Linked DNA regions of Homo sapiens: all the other regions are linked to region 1. A link is a loop called in an ENCODE intact Hi-C map of the cell type or tissue named here. Cell type or tissue: gastrocnemius medialis. All regions are shown on one strand.

Region 1 (4,000 bases):
TGGACTGTGGACAGCAGCACCCTGAAAATTTCAAATTCATAGCTCCAACCTGTGTCTGTCTCCGAAGTTCTGTACTCACACATATTACACATCCCTTAGACCTCCCAAACGCCCTCCCATGCAGTTCTCCTGAGAACTCCCCAAAACCTCACTTCCAGTCCTCAGCCACTCAGGGCAATGCGTTTAGTTATTTTAAAGCCCTTAATACTTAATCCTATGCAGAAACTACTCTGACTTCCCAACACTTTGGCCTTCCGTTACCTTTCTCTGTCCCTTCCAAGGTCTCCTGGCGGCACAAACAGACAGGCGGCACCTCTGTGGCCTCTTCCACCCTGCACACCCTACTGGCTCAGGCGCCGACACGCCTCCCCAGGCGCACACTCGCGCGCGCACACACAGCGCACACGTACACTCATTCAGGACACACAGTCCGCGCCAGACCGAGAGCCCCCGCAGCTCGGTCTCAGCAGGCATCCCCTCGGGCTATATATAAAGCACTCGCCCCAAATAGACTTCCCCACGCACTCGCAAGTGCCCTGCCCCGCACCCTCTGCGCCGCCAGCGCCCTCTCCCTAGACACGCGGCCACCCCATTGACCCGCAGCCTCTGGCAGTTCTGTCAAAACTTTAAGCCTGGTTGATTTTACAACCACTAGTGTGTCAAAAGCTGGGGGAGGTCGGCTCGCCACAATTTCCACTTACCCCAGTTCATGCGGACTGGTGGCTGTCACTCTACTGACCCCAGTTCCATCGGTGCCAACGTGCGGCTGCGGCCCGCACAAACGCGCAAAAGACCGCGCGCTCTGCGCGCTGTGTCCACGCGCACAGCTCGACCTCCCCAGTCTCTCCAGTCGCGCTGCCGGGGATTCTTCCCCGCGCAACAGCAGCAGCCTCGGCAGTTCCTGCCGCAGCCAGGCAGATGATGGCAAACAGAAACACACTAGCAAAACTTTTATGACTTTAACAAAACTGTCTCCGGAGTAAACCCCTCCACGTACACTACTCGCGGGCCAGAGCAGACGCCAGAGTGTGATGGTTCGTCTGTCGCCCGCAACTCCCTGCCGCCCTCACCAACTTCCAGACACACACACACACACACACACACACACACACACACACACACACACACTAGATTGGGTTACAACAACCCACCAGCAGAAAACAACTTCTTCGCAAGGAGGAGGGGAGCACAGCCAAGTCATCCGGAATAAAAAATTATCCGTGTAAATATATAAGACAGATCCTCCCGTTTTCATAAACAACTAGAGTCCCAGGGTTCACCCTCAGGCCCCCTGGCACAACAGGAGGAAAATAAAGCCAGACTCCCGGAGCCCCACTCCAGTACCTCCGAGCTTCGCCTCTGATCAGAGAGCGCGGGTTCGCGTCTGCGCTGGGGCCAATGGTGCCGGGGCCTCCGGCCCGCGTGGCCCCAGCCCGGGGTCCCCGCCGCCGCCCGGGCTCAGCAGCAGCCGCCGCCGCCACCGCCACTGTAGCAGCTGCTGCTGCCGCTGCCGCCGCCGCCGCCGCTCCCTAGCCCTCCTCCTCTTCCCATGGCTGCGCCCTGCTTGGCAGCTCGCGGGCTGTCAGGCTTGGGGAGGAGAGAGGGGGCGGGGTGAAACGGGAAGGGAGGATGGGAGGGCAGGGGTGGGAAAAGGCGGCCACCGTTCACCAGGGGTCACGCCGCGCCTGGCCCGCAGTCCCCCAGATCCAGGTTGCAGAAGCGAAGGCGAAGCGGACGTTCAAGGAGGCCAGTTCGAGAACTGCTGCGGAGAGGCCGAGTGCCGCCCGGGCCAAGCATTCCGAGTTGCTGGGATGAAGTCTTCCCGGCGAGGAGCTGGAGTTGGTGCGTGTCACTCTCAACTGAGCTGCGCGGCTCCTCCTAGAGGAAAATATTGGTAGTTGCAATACACTTCCTTCCTCTCCGCCTGCCCGTTCCAAATGAAAGCAGGACCTACAAGAGCGTTAAGTGCAGTCCACAGACTCAAAGAAACACTTACAAAAAGGTTAGCTATCTCCAGGAATGAGAGGAAGATCAGCGAGATACCTTGGAAAGCGTGTTTAGCCATCCAAATATTGCCTTTCCATCAACAATCAAGTTCCAAACTCCTGCTCACTGGGGCACAGTGAAAAGATAGTTAAAACTACGAAGGACTTTATTGTGGAGGTTAGAAGACGGAGACAGAGAGAATGAGTAATTTACCAAGGACACTCAGCATGTTAGCAGAGAGGTATCTGCTAGAGGACAGGGATGCAGGGAGAGCAGACACAGGCCCCAGCCTGAAGTTCCTGAGCCAGGAAAAGGGTTTTAACTCTGCCTCACGCTGGACATAGCTCATCTGTCAAATGCGAGCCCTGCCTACTTCATTCACAAGAAGTTGTAAAAGTGTTGCAGAAAGTTAAAGTTGTGCATAAGCATGTCATTTTTGTACAGCATCAAACCCCAAGTCACTATATGCTTTTCTGAGTAGAGAGTACAAAAATCTAGCTCCAGGTTGTCTCAGATCTGAAGGAGTAGCTAGTCATGCAATCTTTCCACTATTTACTGACGGTCAATTGTAATGTCACTTACTTATAAGCTTCTAACAGCTTTGGCTTACTAAAGACTTTTTTTTTTTAACAGAGCTCCCAGACACAAACCCAAGTTTATACCCAGAAAGAAATGTTTAAACAACTTAAAGGAACCAAGTTTCTTTTCTTTAGAATAAAATATCTATAGGGCTTTGAAGTAGTACACGGGAGCCAAGACTTGAGAAGGAACAGAGGACCAAAGACTCTGGGATAGCAGATATCACATAAGATACCCCTATTTTCAAAGGAATCAGATAAGTGAAAAACTGTTCCTTAGAATGCTTTCAGAAGCTCAGCTGTGGCTCAAATACCCCAGCTGTTCCAGACAGACACCTAGAATGAACGAAAAAGGAAAGATTCTGGAAGGGGCGTGTTTTATCATGGGGTGGGATGGTTATTGATCCTGAACTGCTCTTGTTCTATGGCATCTAAAAATAAGGAGGCATTTAGTTCCCCTAAGACTCTTCCCCAAACCATTGATTTCTGGGGCTTCATACTTTGCTGGAGCAATAGTGGTGCTTGGCTGTGTCTGGAGCTTTTAAAAGGGGAGGTACCCATATAGAGAAACTTGGGAAAGTAAAAGATTAGGGCACAGTCAAGAAAAACTCCTGCTGGGTGGTCCATACCTGCCAAGCTGGCTGACAGGGTAGTCCTGGCAGGAGTAGAGACCAGACAGGCCTCAAATGCTGACTCCACGCCTGTCTGAAATGACCTTCCAAGTTGGACCTTCTTCAGAGCCTGGCACTACCAACCTCTCTGTTTATATCCTCTCTGTGCCTTCTCATCCTTTGCCCTTCTTCCCTGAGCTAGAGAATCTTGATCTAGTTTAGGAGGTGCCAGACGGAGTCATAAAAGATATTCTAAATTCTATTGTTTATGCTCTGAGATGAGCTCAGGGCCATACTTAAAAAAATAAGAATTGACTTCTTTTTTTTTTTAAATCTGGGTTCAGCAATATCCTCCATTCTGTGTGCCATGAAACTAGACTACTCTGGCTGCTGCTCTGTCTTTGATTTTTAAAAAGTCATCATGCACAGAAAACATAGGAAAAGACACCTCAGTTAATACTATAGAACTAGATATAAACCTGCAACTGACATGAAGGGCAGTCTTTATTTTTAAGCCTCGTAAGTAAAGGTCCTTCAATCTCATATATGACCAGGTATTGGTCCATAGTAGTATGTGCCTCTTTATATATTCCAAATTGTGAGGGAAAATGTAGCAGGTATTGAGTTGATTAATTTGTTATAAGTTAAGGCATGCCAGAGCACATTTACCTTCTGAAGAATGAAACTGCATTTGCTCATGGTTTCCACTCTGCTTGGAAGATCCTACTTTGTCCACCCAGAGAAATCCTTCTTAATCTTAAAGTTCCAATCAATTGTTTACTTTCTCTCTGAAGGTCTTCCTGACTATTCCCCAGGGTGGAATTA
Region 2 (4,000 bases), 230 kb before region 1:
AAATAACAATGGATAAAAGTTCTTTTTAACCATGATTGATTGAGCTCCTACTTTGTGCTAAGTTTTTGCCATTTGCTTTCTCATTCCATCTTCACAACTCTTCTGTGGAGTATGCTGTATATATTATTATAACCCTCATTTTACAGAGAAGGAAACTTAACTTCAGGAAAGTTAGATAATTTTTAGCCAAAACACAAAGGTAATAAGTAGCAAAGCTGGGATGTGAATCCAGATTTTTCCCACTTCAAAGTTTTCTTCCCATAGGTAGCACTGCCCACTGCCTCTTTCAGTTTTATTTGGATTTTCTTTTTATGGTAAGGTTGCTTTTTTTTGGCATTAGGTTCAGAAACTTATCGGTTTCTATGAGCTGTTAGATAGCTAGTAATAATTAAGAGTCCTGTACTTGATTTGAGATAGTTTTGTACTTCCTCTTTTACCCTAATTTATATGAACAAACAGAAAAGCATCTTTATTATCAGAAATATCTGAATTCCCTAAGCAATAATGCCACATCCCCTCATAAAAAATGAGAAACTAAAGACAAGTCCTGATTCTGAAAAGTTTTCAGCCTGGTTGGGAAAATAAGACTTATACCTATGAAATAAGCTGAAAATAAAACATTTTAGGACCACCTACTCAGAAGAATACCCAGCTACTATTAGGTGGGAGGATCACTTGAGCTCAGGAGTTTGAGGCCAGCCTGGCCAACAAGCAAGACTCCACTATAAAAGCAAGAAAAAGGAACATTTTAGGATATACTGGAGTAGCTATATAAAACTTCATAAGGAAAGGGAAACACCAGTATGTTACTGTAGACTTATAGTACTTCATAGAGAAGTTACAGTAGGAAATAGAGTGACAAAAAAGGGATAGAGATTAGGAAGTTGATTATAACAGGTATTATACTTCTAAATTCCCATTATGAGTGAAGAGAAGAGGTCAGGTGCATATTGGCAAGTATCTACTTATCCACTAGTGGACAATATCCCATTGGACAACTCTCAAGAATAAAAGGAATAAAATCATGGTCCACATTTTCCTCTCTCTCTTTCTAGCCAGGATCTCTGCTTACTTCTAACCATCACCAAAGGATAGATGGCCACTTAGAAGAACTAGAGAAGCCGTATTCATTTCTGGCATTAAAAAGGACTCTAAAAACACTACTTTGGCAGAGAAAATCATTTATATGTAGACACAGACTCTTAGAGCTAGAAGAGACCTTAACAGTCACCTGGACCTACCATTTCATTTTAGATATGAAGAAAATGATGCCTCCAAGAGAGAAATAAATTGCCCATGGTCACACTACTGGTAAGAATCCATGCTGTGTTTTGCTGCCTCCATGAGGAAAAAATCATGGTCACTAAACTGAGATGATCTCTTAATGATTACTCTTATATATTTACTTCATATCCACCAACTGCTAAGCCCCTACCCAGTTTCCAAATGTCACATTTATAGAAAATGAACGAAGGTTGATCCTGAGCCCTAGATTCTATGACACAAGATTAAGACCATGTTCAGGGTTACAGTGATAAGAAAGGTCCCTGACTAGGCATTTTGTAAACTTATAAGAAACCAGAAAAAAAGAATCATTTTGAGTACTGATATTCAACTACATAATGGGCTCAAAATTCCTTGTATAATCAACATACTTTATTACACTAGATGGCAGCAAATAAGTAGCTAGATATATAGTCAGTTAATCAGGAAATGGAAAACAAAATGAAACTACACAGAGATTGGGTCTAAATTTGCTGGAATAAAGTAAATGTCCATGAGCATTAAGCTCTTGCATGCTCCAAAACATTCTTGAAGAAGGCATGATTGTATATATTTTTTAAATCAAGCTTCCTCCTTACACATAGTAGGGTGCTAAACAATGTGGTGAATTGCTGCAACTTTGAATTGTATAACTGCTGATTCCTCGCCAGGTAGGGCAATACAATATATATTTTCAAGATTTTTTTCTCTGGCCATCAGAGGCAGCATAATAATAGAGAATGGGGGATGGACAGGAGTGCAAAGATAGGCTTTAGAGGTGATGTTGCAAGATACGACATCAGGATTCACAGGACAGAAAAGAACATTAACAAGAGCTGGCTGTGAATATTGGCAAACAGGTATTTGAAATTAAATAAAAATAGAGGCTACAGTTTACTGTCTTCAAAATGGACCATGCAAGACAATCCACTGGGTAATGAGAAGATACTAAAATGTTTATTTATATGTGTTGTTTATATAAAATAGGAAACAAATGAAAGTTTTCTAATATTGAGCATGTAAGAGTTGCATAAAGCCTTCAGTCAGCCTGTGTCTGAGTCACATGTTGCATTTGCTATGAGAGGAATTTTGCAGGAAGAGTGGGAGTGTTACCGTTCAGAGGGGTTGTTTGTAGTATCTTTAGTTACCTCTTCATGTAACATGTTAGAACATGTTTTTTGCAGGTTCTGTATGACTGATTTTGTGGATAGATTATACTGATTTAAAATTGATTTAACTAATAATTGTATAACAAATAAGTGAGTTAAAAAGATTCATGTAAAGAAACTTCATACTGAAGGTAAAACTAATTATGCAAGCCCAAATCAACAATAAGAAAATGGCTGGGCTAATACTTTTCTTAACCCTAGAATAAGCTTTCATCAACTCTAACCAAATCTGATAAGCTGTCTTCCAAAATAGGAAATTATCCCAAAGACTATTTGAAATAAAGATCTACTCCTACTGCTGTTAAGAATGAACCTTTAACTTAGTATACATTGTGCTTTTTTCAGAAATGAGACAGTGTCTCATTTCGGTAGACAGTGTCTACTAATGCCAATTTTATATTTTATATTAAACCAAATTTATATATATTTTATGTTTGACAATGAACAGAATATATTAGAACCTTGTACATATATATAACTTACAAATATGTAAACATATGTATCATGTGTTCAAAAATTACTTTACTAATGGGATGTAGAATACAAATTTTAGTGACTTATGACTGAGCATAACCCCGTCATACATGAATGAATAAAATGAGGCAAGAGGCTTAGAGTCTGCCAATGTCACCACGGAGCAGCAATGTCCAAATTCTTATTATTCAAACACTTTCTGTTCCATTCTACTTTGCTTCCACATCTTCCTCAGGTTTATCTAATTAGGTAACATTTAGGTACACAAATCCAAGGCAGAGCCCTGGGCTCCTTATCCTCTTACAGCTCTCCAAGTGCCCTCATCCTGAAATAATTGCTCTGTTAGAAGCACAAAGGTGTGAAAAATATTAAAGGAGCAGCATCTGCCCGTCAAAGAAAATGCAACTATGTGGAAAGGAAGGGCCCAAATATTAGAGCAGAAAGACACTACAGGATAAGCTAAGCACTTATTCTCATAATGAAATATTTTTGGATGAACGTCCATAAAGCAAGAGAATTCCTAAAAATGTATTCGCTATTTTGGACTATATAGGAGAATGAGGAATGGCTTAAAAATGAGAGGTTGACTTGGGGCTGGAGAAGATAGTCTGGCATTCAGGGGCAGACACAAGGGGATGAGGGGATGAGAGGAAACCCTTTCAGATGAGGAGTTTCAAGGCCATGATAATTTACTTACATGTTGGCTCGCTTTTTCTTATAGAGCCTTGCCAAGTGGCTGCAATCAATAGTCTGCACAAACTAGGCTGCAATCATAGTCTGCATAAACTCTGCTAGAGTAGGTACGTGCTCTTCCTAAATGCCAGTGCTTGCAAAATGTGGTCTTGGGAGTCTGGTCCACCTGCAGCAAAACCACTGGGGTAGCTTGTTTTTAACATCAAGCCCCTGAACTCCACCTCAGGCTACTGAGTCAAACTCTGGGACAAGCTTAGGAAACTCCATTTTTGCCCCCTAGTTGATTTATATCTTTTTGGGTCTCAACTCTCAGGCAGAATGTGCTGTCTGGTAAGCGGAAAAGGAGAAAAGACAAGATCAGAGGCTCTGCTATTGGCCTAAGGTAATTAGAGGCTCACATT
Region 3 (4,000 bases), 470 kb before region 1:
TTTAGTCTCTTCTCTAGTACTACTGTAAAAGTGAAACAGCAAAATAGCCAACAGCACTAACTGTACTTTTTTGTTTATGGGAACTTTACTCATTCTTGCATGCAGGCTAGGATAATTTCGGAGCACTGAAATAAAATGGTGAAACGCTGTCTCTACTAAAAATACAAAATAGTTGGGCATGGTGGTGCACACCTGTAATCCCAGCTATTTGGGAGGCTGAGGCAGGAGAATCACTTGAATCCAGGAGGTGGAGGTTGCAGTGAGCCAAGATCATGCCACTGTACTCCAGCCTGGGCGACAAAGTAAGACTCTGTCTCAAAAAAAAAAAAAAAAGAAAGAAAAAAACAAACAAACAAACAAAAAAATACAACAACAACAACAACAACAAAAAACTCATCCCACCATACCCACTGACCTCACTTTAAATGTATGGTCACCAGCTTCAAGTCCTCATCTTACCTTATTTGACCTCTCAGCAGCATTTGACCCAGTTGATTACTTTAACCTCCTTGACGTTTTCACTTGGTTGAAAATATGCATACCAGTTTTCTTCCACTTTTTAAAATTTGCCCTTCTCTGCTGCTTCCTCCATATAGCTGAAAATGATTGGAAACATATTAAATATGTGAAAATCCATAATGATACTACAAAATAACTCATTGTACACATGGAAAGTTTTTAGAACACAAAAGAATTATTGGGAAACTGGTAAATAAAAGAAAACATTAAATATTTATCCTGATTTTCTTGCACAACTATATTTCAGGATAAACAAATAGTTGATAAGAAAATGTCCTTCCTTTTATAAGAAGTCTATCTAATAAAGGAATGAGAAAATCATAATATCACCGTTTGTAATCCCCAATGAAGTAATGAATCTAGATAATGTCCTTCAATGGCTCCTGAAATCATCAGGTGATAATCTGATGGGGAACTTTATAATAAATGGATTGGGCTGACACTTTTAAAACCACTAAGTGGAGACAACCAGACAATAAAATGACACAATATGAGTCTCCGGCTCAATCTAAAAAGTATTATTGCCAAAAAAGCTCAGACTTCAATTTGATCTAGCTTCACTTGTAACTACCAGCCAAGAGAATTACACCCTGGGGATGTAATTAGTCAAACCTAGAGTGTCAAACTTACAACAGAATTTCTTTAACAAATACATTTTAAGGAAAAAGTGGAGGGGAGACTATTATAGATTTTTTAAAAAGAGAGAGAGAGAGATAGGCCGGGTGCATTGAATGCCTGTAATCATAACACTTTGGGAGGCTGAGGCAGGAGAATTTTTTTAAGGCTAGGAGTTTGAGACCACTCTAGGCAACAGAGCAAGTCCCTGTTTCTTTAAGAAATATATTAAAAAAAAATTAGCCAGGTGTGGTGGCGTGCCCCTGTAGTCTTAGCTACACAGGGGACTGATGCAGGAGGGTTGCTGGAACCCAGGAGTTCAAGGCTGCAGTGAACTATGATGGCACCACTACATTCCAGTTTGAGTGACAGAGCAAGACTCTGTCTAAATATATATCTATATCTATGTGTATACACATACATATGTATATATCTATAGATATAGATATGTGTGTATATATATATATAGAGAGAGAGTGTTTTAGGCAGGTTCTCTAGAAAGCAGAGGCTGAAGCTAGGATTAAGATGCCAGCGGCTCATTTGGGTTGTGCACACTCAGGTCAGTTATTGGAAAGGAGGGACGGAGGTGAGGGAAGGGAAGATACTAAGCAGTGTGATGTGATGGGTGCCATTGTGCTGCCTCTGCCTTCACAAGCCAAGAAGTCAGCAGGTGGCTACTTGGTGCAGGGCTTCTCCAGCTGGATTGTAAGGAAAAGCCATACCTTGGACGGCTTGCTGAAGAAAAAAAGAAGTCACTTATTTGCTTGGTCCTTGTTCTTCACTGGTCATATTTTACCCTTGGAGGAGCTAACTCCTGCCCTTCTGGATTGTCACATTCAGTCTCCTGACCTTTCTGGACATCAGCTCCCATACTTAGTGGGGAAATTTTCCACCCAAGACCAAAAGTAGCATTAAATCAAGAGGGAGAAAGAAAAGTTATTGAAAAGATGCATAAGTTTGCGTCTCAAAGCAGTTCACCCCCTTTCCCATGCAGATCCTCTCATATGCTACCTATATATCCAGCTCCCAAGTCACAATATGGGATTCCTTTTTATCCCTTTGGAATGAAAATGTTCTCACTCGTTTCCTGTGAGGAGAGGTTCAGGTCTAATTAATCACAGACTCTTCTTTAAGGCTGCTAATCATGATCTCCTAGAAGAGGAAGGCAAGACAGTAAAGCAAATACATCATTCCCAACCAACCTCTGTAGCTAGTCTCAAGGCAGTTAAATTGCTCCCCAATGGCGACACTAGGTGGAGCCATAGGACCAGGTGGGATTCCTTATCTTCTCAGTAAGGGTGGTGGATGCATAGCCAGAGGAAAACATGGGTTATGAGATAATTTGTATAGTAAAGCCTCAGAAAATATTTTCTTTCTTTCTTTTTTTTTTTTGTTAAAGTGTTATGTGTATGTGGGACAGGAGTAGGGGGTGCGGGAGGATGGGCTGACCATTTTTGACTCATCTTGAAACAGTTTTCTTTCCCCTGGAATTTTAGTTTATCTAGTTCTCTTTGATTCTACAGGTCTCCAAATCCCCTAAAAATATGATAGTTTTAAATTTCCAGCTTTTCCCATTCTTACAGTGAAATATTGGCTTACAGGATTTACTTCATTTTGCTTAGAAGAGTTCTCATATTAACTTGTCGGGTGCAGTGGCTCACACCTGCAATACCAGCATGTTGGGAGGCTGAGCAGGGGCAGATTGCTTGAGGCCAGGAGTTCAAGACCAGCCTGGCCAACAAGGCGAAATCCCCTCTCTACGTCGTAGTGCACACCTGTAATCCCAGCTACTCGGGAGGCGAGCCAGAGGTTGCAGTGAGCCAGGATTGCACCAATACACTCCAGCCTGGGCAACAGAGTAAGGCTCTGTCTCAAAAAAAAAAAAAAAAAAAAAAGAGTTCTTGTATTAACTTGTAACGTAGTCATATTTTCTCATTAAAACCATTACCCTAGACTGTATCATTCTTCAACTTTCCCATTTCTCCTGTATTTCATAACCATTATTATTACTATTATTTTTGCAGAGTTGTCTATATTTGCCCTTTTCTTTTTCGCTTTCCCAGTCACATTTCTACCCATTGCAGTCCGGCTTATGCCCCCACAATTCCTCAAAAGGTTCTCTTCTTCAAATCACCAACATCTCTTCCTAATCACTACATCTAATGCATACTTTCAATCATTATCTCACTTGACTTCTCAACAGCACTGAAATTACTGCACACTCTTTCCTTCCTGAAAGCTCTTCTTTCCTCTGCATCTGTGATGTCACATTCTTATGTTTTTCTTTCTATCCCACTCGCTATTCCTTGTCATTTGCTAGTCTCAGTTTCTGGGTCGAGTTCTTATATTCCAGGATTCTTCAGGATAATATCTTCAGTTCTTTTTATCCCTCACTGTTTGCAGGATAACATATCATTTTTTTCAGTAATTTTTTTGTTTGTTTTTACCCCATACATTTACTGCCATTTAATCTAGGACAGTACTATATAAAAGAACTTTGGAGGTAATAGAATTGTGGACTTAATGAGAATTGCAATCCCATAGGAGTCTTTCAAGGAGTTTCTGTCAGACTGCACCAAAGTAGTGTTTCAATCCACTGCTTATATACAGGTGGTGGCAGCTCAGTATGTGCTCAGAAGTTACATCAAATGTGCTCGGAATTACATTACGTGTGCTCAGAAGTTACAAGCAAACAAAATGTCATCAAAGTTTGGATGTGAGGGTACATCTGGTTATAGATTACAGAGGCATAATCATTAATCCCGTTGTACATTATTTTTTGTACAGAAAAAGGCAAGGACCAGAATCATTGAACTTATCTTTTCTAAAAAATGCACTGATTCAGGCAGGAGATATGGGAATCTGT
Region 4 (4,000 bases), 73 kb before region 1:
AGACTTATTTGCTGCTAGCTAGCACTTTCAAAGCAGGCTTCTGTCTAAAGTGCTTTTTGACTTGGTGTCAACTGGTACAGACCTGAACTGAGTAAACAAGGCTCTAGGCATATGAAAGAGATTCCCTTTAAGCTGAGCAGCAGGAACCCAAGGTAAGTAGCACAGTTGGGCCATGCCAGCCTGAGGCACAGAGAAGGTGTGGCCTTCACTAGAGAGAATCTAAGAATATCTGAGATAAAGTAATTATCAGGATGTATCCAAATGCTCTTCTAACGCAAAATATTAACCCACTTCCAACCTCCCCCTTGGCAAAATTATGGCAAAATGGAAAAGTGAAGAGGAAAAGCAATCCATTGATTGTATGACTTCAGGGCCTGAAGATACTGACAGAGAGAGAAGGCCTGCCATTCCTTCCCCAACCTACAAGCACCCACATTATTCTGATACCTATAGAAATGCAAATCACCTGTAAACAGGTGACTCTTTTCCAATGTTTTCCATTCTTTAAGAAAATTGCAGAATTCTACAATATCCCTTTCATAGCCAGCAGTTCTTTGGCATTGTATGTATCTGACGACTTTCTCTTCTTCAAAGTAGAGATCAGCAAACTTTTTCTGTAAAGAGTCAGATAGTAAATATTCTAGGTTTTGAGGTGAAGGTACATAAGGTCTGTGTTTCAACTACTAAACAATGCCCTTGTAGTGAGAAAGGAGCCATAGGTGATATGTAAATGAATGGGTATGGCAGTGTTCCAATTAAATGGCATCTCCAAAAACAGGTGGCCTGTAGTTTGGCAATCCTTGCTTAAAAGGACATTGAAACTATGCAAAACTGAACAAGAAACACTTGGTAATAGATAATACTGTCACCAATAATCATTGCCATGAAACAGCCAGAGAGCTTAAAGTCAAAACCAACAGAGAGAAAGGGATGAAATGGGAAAGAGAGGCATTCGTGTAACATTAGAAACCATTAGAAAGAGTACTATCATGTAGCGCTTAAGACTCAAAAGTTCCAGGATTAATGTAAACTGTGACAAGCAAGGAAAGTCAAAGAATGCAACCATATTTCACAAAAAGGTTAAGATAAATAAGTTTAAGTGAATAGCACACTCTGTGGGCCACAGCATGGTGGCTCCATGTGAAGGCTAAAGTAACTTAGGAATGAATGGGAAACAAGGATAAGAATTTCAGTCTTTGACTCTTTAAGCAGAAAAATAGGACACCAGGCAGATATGAGATAAGGACTTGGGGCTGTAGCAGAACTTAAGGCCCAAACAGATGTCCTGCAAACATGGAAGGCCCCTCACTCCTGGCCCCAAGAGCACTGAATACTGGTGTAAGTGCTTTGCTTTCTCTTATTCACATGCAAAGTGTTCCTCTTCTGCAAATAACTTGCATGTGACCCAACAGAGTGTCTAGTTCCAGCCTTGTGAAAGATTTGTTTTGAAATTTTACCATTCTGCCCTGGGTTTTTGCAAGACAAAGAAATGAGGTAAAATTCATTAAGGTAGGAAGAAACCACACTGATTTAAACGGAGTGTGAAAAGTAAATGCCCTACACTGGGATCATGTTTCAACTAAGGGGATAAATTACAGATGAGAGTAAATGGATTTTCTGTCAGAATATACCCTACTCTGGCATGGGTACCAGTTGTCTTGAAGACAATCTGTCCTTTAACAGCTATAACAAGTATTCTGTGGGACAAGACGTACCTGACACTTATAAACGTCATAAGCCAAACAATGATGCCCCAACTTTCAGAAATCAGGCTCCCACAACACAGTGCCTGGATTTTCATCCAGCATCCCAAGATCAAGCACATCTCTCTATGGATCTTCATCTTGATATAGATGCACATGCTATATCCAGCCTTAAACTTTCTTGTGTTTTATCACTAACGCTGCACCAAGATTTAAAAAAAAAAATTGCTCCAATTTGCTAAACCTTCTCCTAAGAGAGAACAAGTCATGGGAAATGATGAAGAAGCCTAGTACACTGAATTGGTTGACAATACTTTTGACCTTAATTTGCAGTGATTGTTCACCCAATCAGGAGGAACCAATTCTCTCTGCTTTGAATGCCTAAGTACTATTGTGCTTATGCTGTTGCTTCCAACATAAAGTGTCTCTTCACAAACTAGAGAGGTTCCCAATTGCATCGCCTCAACTGGTCTTGACAGGAGAAGAGATGAATCACAGGAGCAGTCTGGCACCGTCTCAATTTGTAATACTTTTTACCAAGGGCTAAATCACAGCCAGGCAGATGCCAGGAGTGTTTAATTTTCTTCTTCTCCTTCTTGTTAACAAAAGGAGAGGTGTTCAAGAAAGCTCAGTCCTACTTGACAGAATTAGTGGACAGAGTAGCTGTCAAAGGTGGATCTATGTATCCAAAGAAGGCATGCATAGATAAGTTTGACTTAATCTTCAGGAAAGTTTTTCATGATGGCCCAAAACTAATCTGTAGCAAGAGATGAAACATTCAACATCATTTGTATAATGGAGACTTGTAGAGCTAAATGCATCTGAGATTCCTGAGTTCACCTCCATTAGACCACTGCAAACTATGCAGTTCTTCCTTTACTGCAGATGTTTCTTCTTGAAATTGAAAAATGTGTATACAAGTTTCAAACAGCTCTCTATCCAACCCAAATGAACCTACCATCCCATATGTCTGTGTTGGCCTAATTCTGACACCAGTGCATTTTTTTTCTGATCACATGGTAATATGGTAGCCATGAAAGGCCAAACAAAAGAAAAAAGAATGGTGACTAGGGGTGGGGGTGAACTAATACAGGATGAATAACATACACAAGGAAAATGTGTAAATAAATAGAGTAACCACTGTTAATAACCCACTAGGCTGGCAAGCAAAGGTAAAATGATTGTAATCCTGGTGGAAAAAAACAGCTAATGAATAATTAATGAATCACTGAGGGGATGGAGACAAAAAGTTACATTCACTCTTCAGACCTACCATGTCACTCTCAAAGGAGTCTATTGCTTGTTCTTTTTCTGTATGCATGTCTCCCAGTACATGCTTGATGCCTGAAACACTCTATCTTACTAGATAGACTAAGTGGCCTGAATGTGGTGTGGGCACATCTTCCTCCTAGCTATTATTTGCTGCTCTCTTTCTTGCTTACTTATAAGAAAGAACAAGTACCTTCAAGCAATATCTACACCTTATAAATGTAATCTACCTCCATCAAAGAAAATGGGGGGGGGGCGTGGGAATTGGCAATGTGTCACTTAGTTCTATACCTGTGAAATAATACAACATGGAGGCTAGCATGTTGCCTCAGTGAGACAGCAGATACTCAGAAAGAGAAATACCAAGATATGGGAGCTTCCATCACCCTTCTAAGGGGGATGCTAAATTGGAAATTTAATTCCAACTACCTACATATTTGGCTCTGATAGTCAAGTAGCTCACCAAAAAGAACTAATGCATTTTTATAGTAGCCATGAATATCTTCATTGCATTTCACTCATCTATAGAGGGCAACAAGCAGAAATAAAAATTCAACATTTCAAGAAGAGTCTCTACTGAACTTTTAAATTCTGGGTAAGGATGTCATCAACCTAGCTAAGGATTAGTTTACTCTACCCAAGATGTATTCAGGAAGTACACTTTCTCTCTTATCCTCCCATACGTGCTAATCTGGGCTTGAAGGTACACAGAGATGCCTGTGGCTGACTCATAGCAAATTCCCAGAAGCAAGAGTGCTGAGCGAATGCTTAGGATTATACCATACTTTATTTCCAGGGTTTGTTACATAGATGGTGTGTCTTCTGGATACTGCCACTATCATATATCCGTCCATGCTTGATGGTACTGGGGGAGTTTTAAGCAGAAGAGGACGCAAGGAGACATTTTTTCCTCAACATGTTTGAATAATGAGAGTTGGTTTCTGAATATTAGGAGTTTTACTAGGACTTCATTACTTCTTAAGGTAAGTTACTAGCACCCAACAAGAAGGAAAATAGGGAGGCAAGAA
Region 5 (4,000 bases), 92 kb before region 1:
ATCAGGTTTCAAAGTTTACCCCAACCAGCTGTCCATAAAAAATCTTTTGACAGTGCCAGTAGAGATCAACCTGACCACAGAGGACATGAGGCAACTGGCCAGGACATAAGTCACATAGGTCTACACTTCTGTTTCAGTATAATTTCCAACCGTCTTGCTGATGGGCTCCAAGGCTCTCCAAAGCCACATGAAGATGTCTATATATCTCTTCTCAGGAAAAACTGAAAATTAACTTTCTATTTGAGATTCTTCCACTTTCCTTCTTGAACTTTCTCTTCATCTCCCACTTCCTTGTCCTCTTTCCTCTATTGTCTCTTCCCTACTTTCTCTCCAGGGTCAGATACTGCTTTCAGCTCTTTTCCTGTATTATCTTACCGGAGCCACACACAACCCTAAGAAGCAGCTCAGCAATCATGTCATGTTGCAAAAGGGAACCCTGAAGCCCAGGATCACATAGCTGGGAAGTAGCCAAGCCAGGATTTCAACCAGCTCACCTGACTCCGGGGTCCACAATCACTGTGCCATATTGCCTCTAATGTGACTTTTGGCTTAAGTATTTATGATAAAGATGAACTGGTGGTTTAAGTAGGCAAGTAGCAATGACACCTAAGAAATTAATCTTAATTTCTGCTATGCTTGAGAAAAATCTAACAAATTCTTACTTCAATTAACTGCTTTAAAGGTGGAAATCAAGGTGGCTAATTAATGGGCAATTTATTAAGGGTTTTTCTACACCAGCTTTGAGACTTTTGTCTCTTCCATGTGGAAGTACACTGAGAAAAGTCAGGAGCAAATGCCAATTAGAGATTATAAAGACTACAAAGAACTAAGAAAAAGAAAACAACAAAAATCTAACTTATTATGTTACTACATTCTCTGTGCCCCCTCTAAAAACTAACCAAATGAAGTCTTTGTTTCTATTAACATCTATTATTGTTATTCGTTTCACAAATTAGGAATAGTTTTCAGTGGGCTTATTCTTAGATTTAAACCAAACAACTTGATGGAGCAAATGTTAAAATACTAGCTCCTACAAGATCAACATACCTAAGGAACTAATTTCATAGGCTGCGATAAAACTGAAGAAATGGAAAGGTTGCTACTGCCCTCCTTCCACCAAGGCCTTTACACCTCTATTTTATTCTTCCTGGTTATGAAGGTTGGACCACCCACTAAATTTTCTCCAGCTAAATAAACAGCTACAGCTGAGAACAGTGCAAAGTCCTTGGCTTTCTGCTTTTATATCCACCCAGTGTTAATTCAAGAATGATTTTCAGCGGGTTATAGACTAAATCCAACAGAATAAAATTGGGATCTTAATTAAGAATTACCACTAAATGCATGAAATCATTAGGTTAGCCCTCAGCCTGCCTGTGTCGACCATTACTCTTCTTTCCTCTAGAACAACACCTTGGTGCCTAGAAGCCAAGACTATGTGGATGACATAGAACATAATGGCATTAATCCCATCTGTGGAAAAAGAAAATGCAGGAGCTTATAAAGCAGATTCCATTGGTAAATTGACTGTGTTTAACGACAGGAAGAGAGTATATTGGGAGATGAAAAAGGAAAAACATGTTAACAACAATTGTAAATAGTAGCTGTCTTCATGAAAGAGACACTAGCCTAAGCCAAAATAAACTACAAGGAAAAGAAAATCCTGCTGTTACCAACCAGTAAGGCAAAGCTGCTTTCTGGATTTGCAATCACTTTTCTTTAGTCATTCTTTGGTTTTCTGGAAGGGACCAGGTTTCTATGGAACTCTGATGAGCTCTGGGGAACAGCAGCAGCTAAGGTATATTTAGCAAACATACACTAAGAGTCTACTATGCTCAAGACACTGCATTTTGGTTAAGCCTGCATCATGCTTTATAGTCTTGTAGCTTAAGTACCCTTTGCAAATTCAGTCTGTGCTCCTGATAAAAGGTGACTGCCCTCTCCTGGCCACCTTTCATGAGACTGTTTACTTTCAGATCTTATTAATAGTTGTCACCATCACCTGTCGCCCATCACTCTTCCTCATCTGAGATGCCAAAAACTGCCAGGGAAATGCAGTGTGTGATCAGTTCTTAAAGGTACAATTATGTGTGAGACTAAACACAGGAAAACGTGCATACATAGTTCTCTTAGCAATGAAATGGGGGACCTTCCACTGACCTTCACACAATCTTTTCTTTCTATCCTCCTCTCACCCTGCAATGACTACAGACCCCCACTAATGTCCCCACTGTGGCAGAATTCCAAGCACAGGCCTGGGCATTACCTTATCAGAGCTCCCCATCTAGTCACTGTCTTTGCCTCCGATCTTTCTTAGGCCCTGCCCCAATTGTCCACATCTATTTCTCAACCCCAGCATCTGGTTCTGCTGAATTACCCATTTATATTGGTTATAGGGTATCCCAATATCTCTGAATAGCTTCTTTTTTTTTTTAAATCTAGAACCATTTATGCATATGGTCATAGATAGCTGGGAGTTTGAATAGCCCCAGATATAAGTAACTTTTCAAAGGTCATAAATTATAATAGGACAGAAGAGAGACCTGGTTATCAGAGGAGCAAGGCTGGAGATCTCAACAAGGGGTGAAGTGTGAATTTATCTTCCCAATATGGACTCCCTGGGTCTGCCAATCCAAAGAGGTGACCTTGGTCATGGAAGATTTGCAGAACAAATCTTGCCTGTGGACTTGCACCCAGAAGGCACTTGTAGGTAGTCAATGCAGAATCCAAAAATTACTTGTAAGATGCGCCCAGTGAATTCAGCAAATGTTTTATTTTAGCCATTTGTCTTCAAGGTCAGTTCTGGTTAAAGAAGTTGCTCATTTTAACTAGAAGAAAAAATAAATTCTGGGTGAAGCAAGCTTTGTTTTATTTTTCTTTTCCAGTAAGTAATAAAATCATTTTTTCAAAGACCTTCAGGATAGAAAAGATTTTTTATATTTAACCCATTAATGTTTGCAGTCATTTTTATATTTAACCCATTAATGTTTGCAGTCAACTAATCCCTAGAAATAAGAACAAAGAAGGGAAGACAGGAAGGTAACACACATGAGCTAACATCACAGATAATCCTCAGACCTCTTTATTTGAGTTTTAACCTCACCCTGCTGAAGCTTTTTTTTTTTGAGACGGAGTTTTGCTTTTGTTGCCCAGACTGGAGTGCAATGGCGCGATCTTGGCTCACCACAACCTCCGCCTCCCGAGTTCAAGCGATTCTCCTGCCTCAGCATCCCGAGTAGCTGGGATTACAGGCATGCACCACCACGCCTGGCTAATTTTGTATTTTCAGTAGCGACAAGGTTTCTCCATGTTGGTCAGGCTGGGCTGGAACTCCTCAGGTGATCGGCCCACCTCGGCCTCCCAAAGTGCTGGGATTACAGACGTACAGTACCGCGCCTGGCCCCTGCTAAGCCTTTTATCAGAGCTGCTAAGAAATAACCAATGTGACATATTTAAGCTTCATCTCATCTATTTCCTCTCCATGGCCCTGAGTGGGGCTGCTAATGAGCTGTGAAGTGACAAAGATAACCGGCCTCTATATGGGAGAGAGAAGACTAGAGCTGGATAATCCACAATGTCATTTGGGTTCTCAGCAAAAGCTGCGTATTTCCTATTATAGCCCTAGGAGATGATTTAAGAAGGTGAGAGGGCACTTTTCTCCCAAATAACTGCTCCTACACAATTGAAATTTCACCAAAGAGGTAGATTTCTTTGTGTCAAAGCATCACATCTCCAGTAGTCTTTGATTATCTAAATTTTGCTCAATCAACTGAGATTCAGAAATGTGAAGTAGCTTGCTATTGCTAATGATACACAACCTGTCAATGGCAGAGCTGGGACTCAGATCAGAGGGGATAGTGTTTTAATCATAAACTTCTAAGAATCTCTCTAATTCAACCTTATTTCTCTGACCCCTTTAAAAAAATATCCCCCAGAGCCATAAGTTCAGGACATCAAAGTAATAACCTCAGGGTATACAAAAATGTTGCTGGATTAAGGGGTG
Region 6 (4,000 bases), 340 kb before region 1:
ACATGACTGAATTGTTCTGTTCAGGATAACATTTCTTATTTCATAATCATCTAGGAAAGTATTTTTAAGTAGTAAGGAGTCCTCTTTTAGCTGACAAATTGAAATTTATTATCAACCATGTAAAAACTTCCTATTTTTAAAGGTGCTCAAATACACAATGCTTTTTTAGATTTTACTTTTTTTTCTAACTTACCTTTCAAATTCTGTTGATATTCAATGGTCTGTTGTAGCCCTTTTATTATATTATGAAGAGTAGCACATTCTGAAATATAAAAGATAAATTTATTTTAAAATCCCTTGCTTTCATTTTGGAATTATTCTCTCAGTTGAAATTATTAAAATAAAATAATATTTAAGCCAGGCATGGTGATGTGTGCCTTGTAGTCCTATTGACTCAAGAGGCTGAGGCAGGAGGATCACTTGAACCCAAGAGTTCAAGGCTGCAGGGGGCTATGCTCATGCCATTGCACTCCAGCCTGAGTGACAGAGCAAGACCCTGTCTCTAAAAATAATAATAATAATATTTAATTTGAAATTACAAGATATTAATAAAGCAGCCAAGCACCTTAAATAAAATTATATAAAGGAAAAATATAATTTTTTTTTTTTTTGAGACAGAGTCTTGCCCTGTCGTCCAGGCTGAAGTGCAGTGGCACGATGTCGGCTCACGCAACCTCCGCCTCCCAGGCTCAAGTAATTCTCCTGCCTCAGCCTCCTGAGCAGCTGGGATCACAGGCACGCGTCACCATGTCTGGCTAGTTTTTGTATATTTTTGTAGAGACGGCGTTTCACCATGTTGGCCATGCGGTCTCGAACTCCTGACCTCAAGTAATCCACCTGCCTCAGGTGATCCACCCCCCTTGGTCTCCTAAAATGCTGGGACTATAGGTGTGAGCCTTTACTTTTAACTCACTCATTAAGCCAAATGAATTTCAAAACTTGGTAATGACTTTCCTAAAGCACAGAATAGTATGGGTCCTACCATGTGCCTAAGCAATCTCTGCCCTAAGTAGTAAGGCACACCTGCATATATCTGGGGAACTATAAGAAGTATGTCCATGCAAATCTTCCAGGAAAGAACATCCTAAGGAAAGGGAGTCAAATTATATTGTTTTGGTATAAGACAATGTGTGGTACAATTGTGTGGTATAAGACAATGCTTTTCTTACTCTATCTTCCAGTCTATCCTCTTAGTACTTAGGCTTGAGTCTTAGACCAAGAGATTAGCAATAAAAGGAGTAAAAACTCAGTAAGTAGTGTTCCAAGGCTTCAGCAACTGTGCTGCCAATGGCTGCTGACATAATAGAAGATAGAAGTTTCATTGCAAATATTAGAGCCTTGACATGCGCATTCAAGCCTTGACTATAATATTGGTAGCCACCAGCAACAGCCAAGATGGACAGCAATAGTAGTGGTAATTTCATTACTTTAGAAATCCACTTGGCTATTAGGGCTACAACAGCAGAGACTGTTTTGTTTTGCTTACTATTGATTCCTACTGTTTAGGACACTTGTGGTCCATAGTAGGCAATCCACAAATATTTGTTCAGTGATTATTGGGTTGATAGGTAATATCACAGTAAGCTGAAGCAGATAAGGGGTAAGTAGGGAATCTCTGGTATGAAAATAACATATGTTTTGTCGACTGAATGAAAGAACCAATACTGTGAAGGGAGAATTCAAAACTTTTCACCTTTTAATTAGAGATTCTGCACTCAGTCTCATGTACTTTTTCAACTATGCTGATAGAAATGAGAGTATTTTGCAGAAGTTTAAAGCTTTGTGATGCTATAAGGTGCTATTGTGGCTCTTCACTCCTCCCTGCTCTCCCTACCATCCCCACCATCTACTCAAAGTTCCCCTCATCCTCCATTTTCTCTATCCTGCTATTTCCCAGTAAGAGAATAACGGTTAAATTACATTTGACAGAAATTAGCTGAGAATCTGCTTCATGAGTGTCACTGTGCTAACTGATAGAATTCAAAAATTAAAGAGGCATAGACAGACTCTGCCATCACTTGTCTTTGTGCCTTTTAGAATAATGAATCCAGTGATTCATAGAATATAGTAGCTGAAGTTACTTCAGTAATCCGTAAATTGAGAACAGAACCCTGCAACTGAATGTTTCAAAAATGTGTATTTTCAAAACTTAAACACAAGGTGGCTCTCTCACCACATTTTTCTACAATGGAGCATAGATAAATTCTTCACGAGAATACCATTCACTAATTTTGAACAATGGCTTTTAATTCTCTTTGCAAAATTTAATCCACACTGTTTGTTGTTGTTGTTGTTGTTGGACTTTACTGTGTAAGTTGAAAATGCTGGCCTATTAAATTCTTCCTAAAAACCAGAGGTCAGAATATTAAGCTATTTCTTATACTGTATAATTTAGTAAATCAATAATCATTTTGAGCTCAAATGTGGGCTCTAAGATTAACCAAAAATATGAATATTAATATGTATTTCATACAATAGTTGCAAATATTAAAAGCAATTATACATGTAAAGAGTTTCCTGCAGTACTTGATTCTCAATACTAATATTATTACTATCTTTAACTGGCAAATAAATTATTTATCTGTCTGGCATCAAATGCAGAAAATAAAATGTCCATATATCATTCTTTGTTGTTGAATAAATTTGATCATGTGTAGTTTGCCCCTCCTTCCTAAGTGAATTATTACACACTTGGCTCCATAAGTTGTCATTCTTATGACAACTTATGCTTTTTGCTAAGTACTATCCAGCAGAAAGGACATTAGATTTAGAACAAATAAAATTGTATTTCTTAAAAATAATTTTTGTGGTTACATAGTAGGTGTATATATTTATGGGGTACATGAGATGTTTTGATAAAGGCATGCAATGTGAAATAAGCACATCATGGAGAATGGCGTATCTATCCCCTCAAGCATTTATCAACTGAGTTATAAACAATCCAGTTACACTCTTTAAGTTACTTTAAAATGTACAATTAAGTTATTATTGACTGTAGTCACCTTACTGTGCTAACGAATAGTAGGTCTTATTCATTCTTTCTATTTTTTTATACTCATTAACCAACCCCACCTCCCTTCCAGCCCCCCACTACCCTTCCCAGCCTCTGGTAACCATCCTTCTACTCTCTATGTCCATGAGTTTAATTGTTTTGACTTTTAGATCCCATAAATGAGAACATATGATGTTTGTCTTTCTGTGCCTGGCTTATTTCACTTAACATAATGATCTCCACTTCCATCTATGTTGTTGCAAATGGCAGGATCTCATTCATTTTTATGGTTGAATAATACTACATTGTGTATAAGTACCACATTTTCTTTATTCATTCATCTGTTGATGAACACTTAGGTTTCTTCCAAATCTTGGCTATTGTAATCAGTGCTGCAACAAAGAGTGCAGATCTCTCTTTAACATACTGATTTCCTTTCTTCTGTGTATATACCCAGCAGTGGGATTGCTGGGTCCTATGGTAGCTCTATTTTCATTTTTTCAAAGAGCCTCCAGGCTGTTCTTCATAGTGATTGTACTAATTTCCCTTCCCATCAACAGTGTACGAGGGTTCCCTTCTCTCCACATCCTCACCAGCATTTGTTATTGCCTGTCTTTTGGATATAAGCCATTGTAACTGGGATGAGATGAGATTTCATTATAGTTTTGATTTGCATTTCTCTGATGATCAATGATGTTGAGCACCTTTTCATATGCCTGTTTACCATTTGTATGTCTTCTTCTGAGAAATGTCTATTCAAATCTTTTGCCCATTTTTGGATTGGATTATTAGATTTTTTTCCTATAGGGGTGTTTGAGCTCCTTACATATTCTAGTTATTAATCCCTTGTCAGAGGGGTAGTTTGCAAATATTTTTTCCCATTCTGTGGGTTGTCTCTTCACTTTGTTAATTGTATCCTGTGCTGTGCAGAAGCTTTTAAACTTGATGTGATCCCATTTGTCTGTGTTTGCTTTGGTTGCTTGTGCTTGTGGGTTATTGCTCAATAAA
Region 7 (4,000 bases), 160 kb before region 1:
TAGAAAACAAAAAAAGACATTCATATGGATTTATCAAACACATGGATGAGAGATAACTGGTAATACAGTTATGGAGGAAAAAAAGGGCAGAATTTCCAGTCAGAAAGATCTCATTAGAGTCAACCAATGGATTAAAATGAACAAAATACAATTTACTTTGGAGAAAATATAAAGCCTGAGTTTGAATTCAAAATTCTACTGCAAAACTATAGGTCACTTTTTTTTTTTTTTTTTTTTTTTTTGAGATGGAGTTTCGCTTTTGCTGCCCAGGCTGGAGTGTGGAGTGCAATGGCGCGATCTCGCTCACAGCAACCTCTGCCTCCCAGGTTCAAGCGATTCTCCTGCTTCAGTCTCCCAAGTAGCTGGGACTACAGGCGTGTGCCACCAAGCCTGGCTAATTTTTTTGTATTTTTAGTAGAGACGGGGTTTCACTGTGTTAGCCAGGATGGTCTCAATCTCCTGATCTCGTGATCTGCCCGCCTGAGCCTCCTAAAGCGCTGGGATTACAGGCATGAACCACAGCTCCCAGCCAAAAGTATAGGTTACTTCTTACCACCATCCACCACTGCCTGACCTGCAGCTGGCAAATACAATCATGGAAGCCTCTTAACATCTGCAGAATCTGCATCAGTATGATCTGACTTAAGGCATAATTTTATTTTGAAAATGAGATTCAATGCACAAAGCAAATTTTCACAATTTTAAACAATATACAATTTGACCTTGAAAATCTTAGTCTCCCTGACTCAGCCCTCTCTGGCAAAGACAGATATCTGGCCAGGAGAAAAGACAAGTTCATTCACTTATCAGAAGCTTGGCCCTCAGTCAATGGGTTACCCTTCCTGGGCGATTATAACTCACAGTAAGGGGTAGACATGTGACCCAGAGTGTGGAAGAGACAGGAGTGGAGTAGTAGCATGGGAAGACAAGGTGATGGTGGACAGGGAACACGGTTCAGCTCCGGGGAGGGCATATGGTCCCATTTCTCTAAGCTTCTTACCTTGTTTTCACTTAGTTTGTGGTCTCCCTGTGCCAGGGTAAGAGTTTGTGGGAGGAATAAGTCAAGTCTCTGTTTCTTAAAAAAACAAAAAAAAAACAAAAAAAACCCCAAATCTTTCCCCAAGTTCACATTCCGATACGAAAGAGAAGGGAGCAAAACCTTTGCCAGTAAACAGAAAGATCAGGCAGTTATATTTGTGCAGGACTCCCAGGGAAGAAGGAGGTGGAGTTTAGACTAGCGATAAGTTCATAGCTTCCAGCCTCGGGGTGGCTTTCCCTGACCCTCTGGTCTTGGGAGTTCTGGACCAAAATTTATCCTTTCTGGCTTTAACAAGGGAAAAGCAAATCAAAACCAAAAAGAGAAAGGGGAAAAGAAAACCTCCCAAGTTACCAATCTTCTGTTTACTTTATTCCTTGTCTTTTAGCCCATCTATCCCTCTGAGATGGTTGCTTTGTTTGGAGGAAAAGAAAACTATTTCAATAAGATCCCTAAGTATTTCAGTTTCTGCAGTATCCTAGCCTTATACTGTCCTCAGAAAAGCATAATGCCTTCATGGGGCTTCTTTATTGCTTTTGCTTTGTTTTTGTTCACTTGTTTGTCCTGACTGTAGACACATGTTTTTAAATTTATTTCATATAATAGAGATCCTGTTTAAAAATGCTTGCTGCCAAACTTACAAATGTCTTGATAAGAAAAAATAAGCCCAGCTGTAGTTAATTTTATTCAGTGAGTTTTTTTTTTTTTTCAGTGTGTATTACTTTTGGGTTCAGTATTAAAAATGGTGAGACTGACCTCAAATATTGAACAACTCTCAACAGCTCAATATTTTGACCCTCTATCCCCTTTCCCTTTTCATGTTATTTATAAACCATTTCTCCAACAAATTTATCTGCTATACCCAGTGCCACGTGCTCAGGCTTTTTTTAGTCCTAAATTCTGCACCTTCATTTGGCTTTGGCTGTAGTCCCAGCCCTCTGGCTCAGACGTAATTCACGGCCTGGCAAGAAGGGCCCTTTGAGGTCAGTGGGGCCTTGGTGAGGGTGGGGGAAGAGCAGAGGTCTGGAAAGACACCCAAAAGCACTGAAGTCCCGAGGCTTCACTCTGCTTTTGGATTTTGACATACATTTTGCTTTCATGCAAGTCACCTGTACAAAATTGAGCAGCTAAGAGCAACAATTAATTAAATAAGACAAGTAGGTTTTGCAGATTAAACTTCTCTCCTAAAAGCATACATGATAGTCCCTTAATCTAGATCCCTAAATCCAACTGTCCTATCTTATCATCGAGCCAATTTCCATCTTCCAGAAGAATTACCCATGCAAAGAGAATAATCCATTACAAAGTTAAAACCCATTTATTGAGAAAAAAGCTTTTTCTTGCCATAAAGCCCATTACTGTTGGATACAGTCATGTTAGCTGAAAAGTGTACTTTACCCAAAAGCTTGGCACCCCCTGAAGTATGCACATTTTCTTTTCTTCTAAATATTTTTAGTGACAATTCTTAAGTTGGGAGGAAGAAAAATAGGAGTCAGGGATAGATTGGGAGGCAAGCATAGTGGGGTTAGAGAAGGAGAGGAGGAGGAGGAGGAGGAAAGGAAAACATATATCTGAATCCCACCAAACTGAATGTCTTCTGGGTTCTCTTTCTTTAGTTTTATAACAATAATAGCTTACATATATTAAACATTTGTGTGCCATAGTTTTGGACTTTCTTTATATGTATTAACTTATTTAATCCTCACAATAATTCTGTGTGTTAGACACTATAGTTATCTCCTTTTACATATGAAGAAACTGAGGCACAGAGAAGGGAAGCAACTTCTCTGAGGTCACAAAACTAATCCAGGTAGAGCCAGGATTCAAATCCAGTCTATTTTCTTAACTGCCTTCAGCTTTATGCCTTCATGCTATCCAGCCACCTATAATAGTTGCCAGGTTAGTAATGTTAGCTTAGATATTCTTCCCCTTCTCAATCTTACTAGCTCCTTTTTTTTTTCTAAGTTTCTTATAAGCATTACCTTTGTACATGTACTGAGTATTTTATGCATCTTAAAATAAAAATATTCCTTGGAATCCTGAAACTTCAAGGGGGTTAAAATTTGGGAGATTAAGTTTTCTTTAAAAATTTTTGATTCAAAACAAGTAATCTATGACAAAAATAACAAACTTTAAAAAACGTGCAGCAAAAAGTGTGTGGCTGTACTTCTTAAATCCTGCTCATCAGTGCTTAGCTGCAGAAAGAAAACACAGGAGGTTTTTTGGAACATTCCAGGTGTGGAGATTGGATAGCAGCTGGCTGCCTGGAGCTCAGCCTTTAGCTATCTAGTCAGACATGCCCTACATCCTAAAACTCAAATTCACACACATAAAATAAGATGTCATTATTTACACAGGACTATTTGTTTTATAAAAGGCTTAATCTAGGGTCCTTTTACCTGTAACAGTTTAGTGTTTGTCTATAGGCTATTTATGAACCAGAAAAACTACAAGAAAGAAAACCCAATGGAAGGAATCCTCTGAGCTGAGTATCAGAAAGGAGGGCAAAACATCATTCATGCAAGCCAGTGGAAAACCAGATCCTACCAATAGCTATTTAATTTTAATTAACATGATTTTTATCTGACTATTCAGGGGCTTAAACTATTGCACAAATCAAGGTTCAGCTCATACAGCTGAAAGGATACCTCATCCTTGAGGAATCCTTTGGACAAGCCTGCTCAATTGAGGCACAACTGACGTTCATAGAACTGTATTTACCTGGCCAAGGTAACAAAATTTTTAAATGGTCAGAGAACAGGGAACTGGAATCCAGATCCTAAGTATTACTCTTTCCGCTCTTTACCAGTCATGCAGAGAATGAAGGGTATGTCTGAGACTGAAAGCAAATTTGCTTACTATAGAGAGCTGTATTTTCTACCATCAAAGAGAAAGAAGGCAGTTCTGTACATGCACGTGTGTGTGTGTGTGTGTGTGTGTGTGTGTATACATTCTAGTTAAGAA

Evidence for each region. A loop is a pair of places that touch in the nucleus more often than their neighbours do. Peaks named below come from ENCODE experiments on the same cell type or tissue, not always from the same donor. Only the 100,000 strongest peaks of a DNase experiment are listed, where the experiment ranks them.
Region 2: a loop joins it to region 1, with 4 times the contacts of the local background. A loop is called at or near these places in 37 of 110 quality-filtered maps.
Region 3: it touches region 1 in a loop (3-fold over the local background); 24 of 110 quality-filtered maps call a loop at or near these places.
Region 4: it touches region 1 in a loop (2.1-fold over the local background); 13 of 110 quality-filtered maps call a loop at or near these places.
Region 5: it touches region 1 in a loop (2.5-fold over the local background); 12 of 110 quality-filtered maps call a loop at or near these places.
Region 6: it touches region 1 in a loop (11-fold over the local background); 46 of 110 quality-filtered maps call a loop at or near these places.
Region 7: it touches region 1 in a loop (5-fold over the local background); 73 of 110 quality-filtered maps call a loop at or near these places.

The regions. Positions count from the first base shown.
Region 1 is chr5:42,421,300-42,425,299 of GRCh38, reverse strand. It overlaps GHR (growth hormone receptor), which reads right to left and starts at 1,861. Exons shown (of 10, transcript NM_000163.5): 1 at 1,345-1,861. RefSeq lists promoters at 239-656, 821-1,168, 821-1,589, 1,787-1,887, 1,497-2,069 and 1 more, cis regulatory regions at 1,692-1,732, 2,070-2,578 and an enhancer at 1,716-1,865. In gastrocnemius medialis, a CTCF peak has its summit at 1,875 (motif pointing left); DNase peaks (open chromatin) are centred at 369, 649, 1,170 and 1,849; H3K4me3 peaks cover 2,480 bases; H3K27ac peaks cover 3,609 bases.
Region 2 is chr5:42,654,532-42,658,531 of GRCh38, reverse strand. The region is part of intron 3 of GHR (growth hormone receptor); the gene reads right to left. Among named protein-coding and RNA genes, the nearest start is that of CCDC152, 100 kb to the left of the region's middle. In gastrocnemius medialis, a CTCF peak has its summit at 1,686 (motif pointing right); no DNase peak of the experiment used is centred here; H3K4me3 peaks cover 406 bases; H3K27ac peaks cover 932 bases.
Region 3 is chr5:42,887,903-42,891,902 of GRCh38, reverse strand. No RefSeq gene overlaps it. Among named protein-coding and RNA genes, the nearest start is that of SELENOP, 78 kb to the right of the region's middle. RefSeq lists an enhancer at 3,851-4,000. In gastrocnemius medialis, a CTCF peak has its summit at 2,391 (motif pointing right); a DNase peak (open chromatin) is centred at 2,392.
Region 4 is chr5:42,494,306-42,498,305 of GRCh38, reverse strand. All of the region lies in intron 1 of GHR (growth hormone receptor), which reads right to left. Among named protein-coding and RNA genes, the nearest start is that of GHR, 73 kb to the right of the region's middle. In gastrocnemius medialis, no CTCF peak of the experiment used is centred here; DNase peaks (open chromatin) are centred at 1,333 and 2,185; H3K27ac peaks cover 4,000 bases.
Region 5 is chr5:42,512,905-42,516,904 of GRCh38, reverse strand. All of the region lies in intron 1 of GHR (growth hormone receptor), which reads right to left. Among named protein-coding and RNA genes, the nearest start is that of GHR, 91 kb to the right of the region's middle. In gastrocnemius medialis, a CTCF peak has its summit at 1,932 (motif pointing left); DNase peaks (open chromatin) are centred at 94 and 1,974; H3K4me3 peaks cover 577 bases; H3K27ac peaks cover 4,000 bases.
Region 6 is chr5:42,765,859-42,769,858 of GRCh38, reverse strand. It overlaps CCDC152 (coiled-coil domain containing 152), which reads right to left. Exons shown (of 9, transcript NM_001134848.2): 4 at 194-262. Among named protein-coding and RNA genes, the nearest start is that of CCDC152, 11 kb to the right of the region's middle. In gastrocnemius medialis, a CTCF peak has its summit at 2,156 (motif pointing right); no DNase peak of the experiment used is centred here.
Region 7 is chr5:42,584,769-42,588,768 of GRCh38, reverse strand. The region is part of intron 2 of GHR (growth hormone receptor); the gene reads right to left. Among named protein-coding and RNA genes, the nearest start is that of GHR, 160 kb to the right of the region's middle. In gastrocnemius medialis, no CTCF peak of the experiment used is centred here; DNase peaks (open chromatin) are centred at 852 and 1,988; H3K4me3 peaks cover 735 bases; H3K27ac peaks cover 4,000 bases.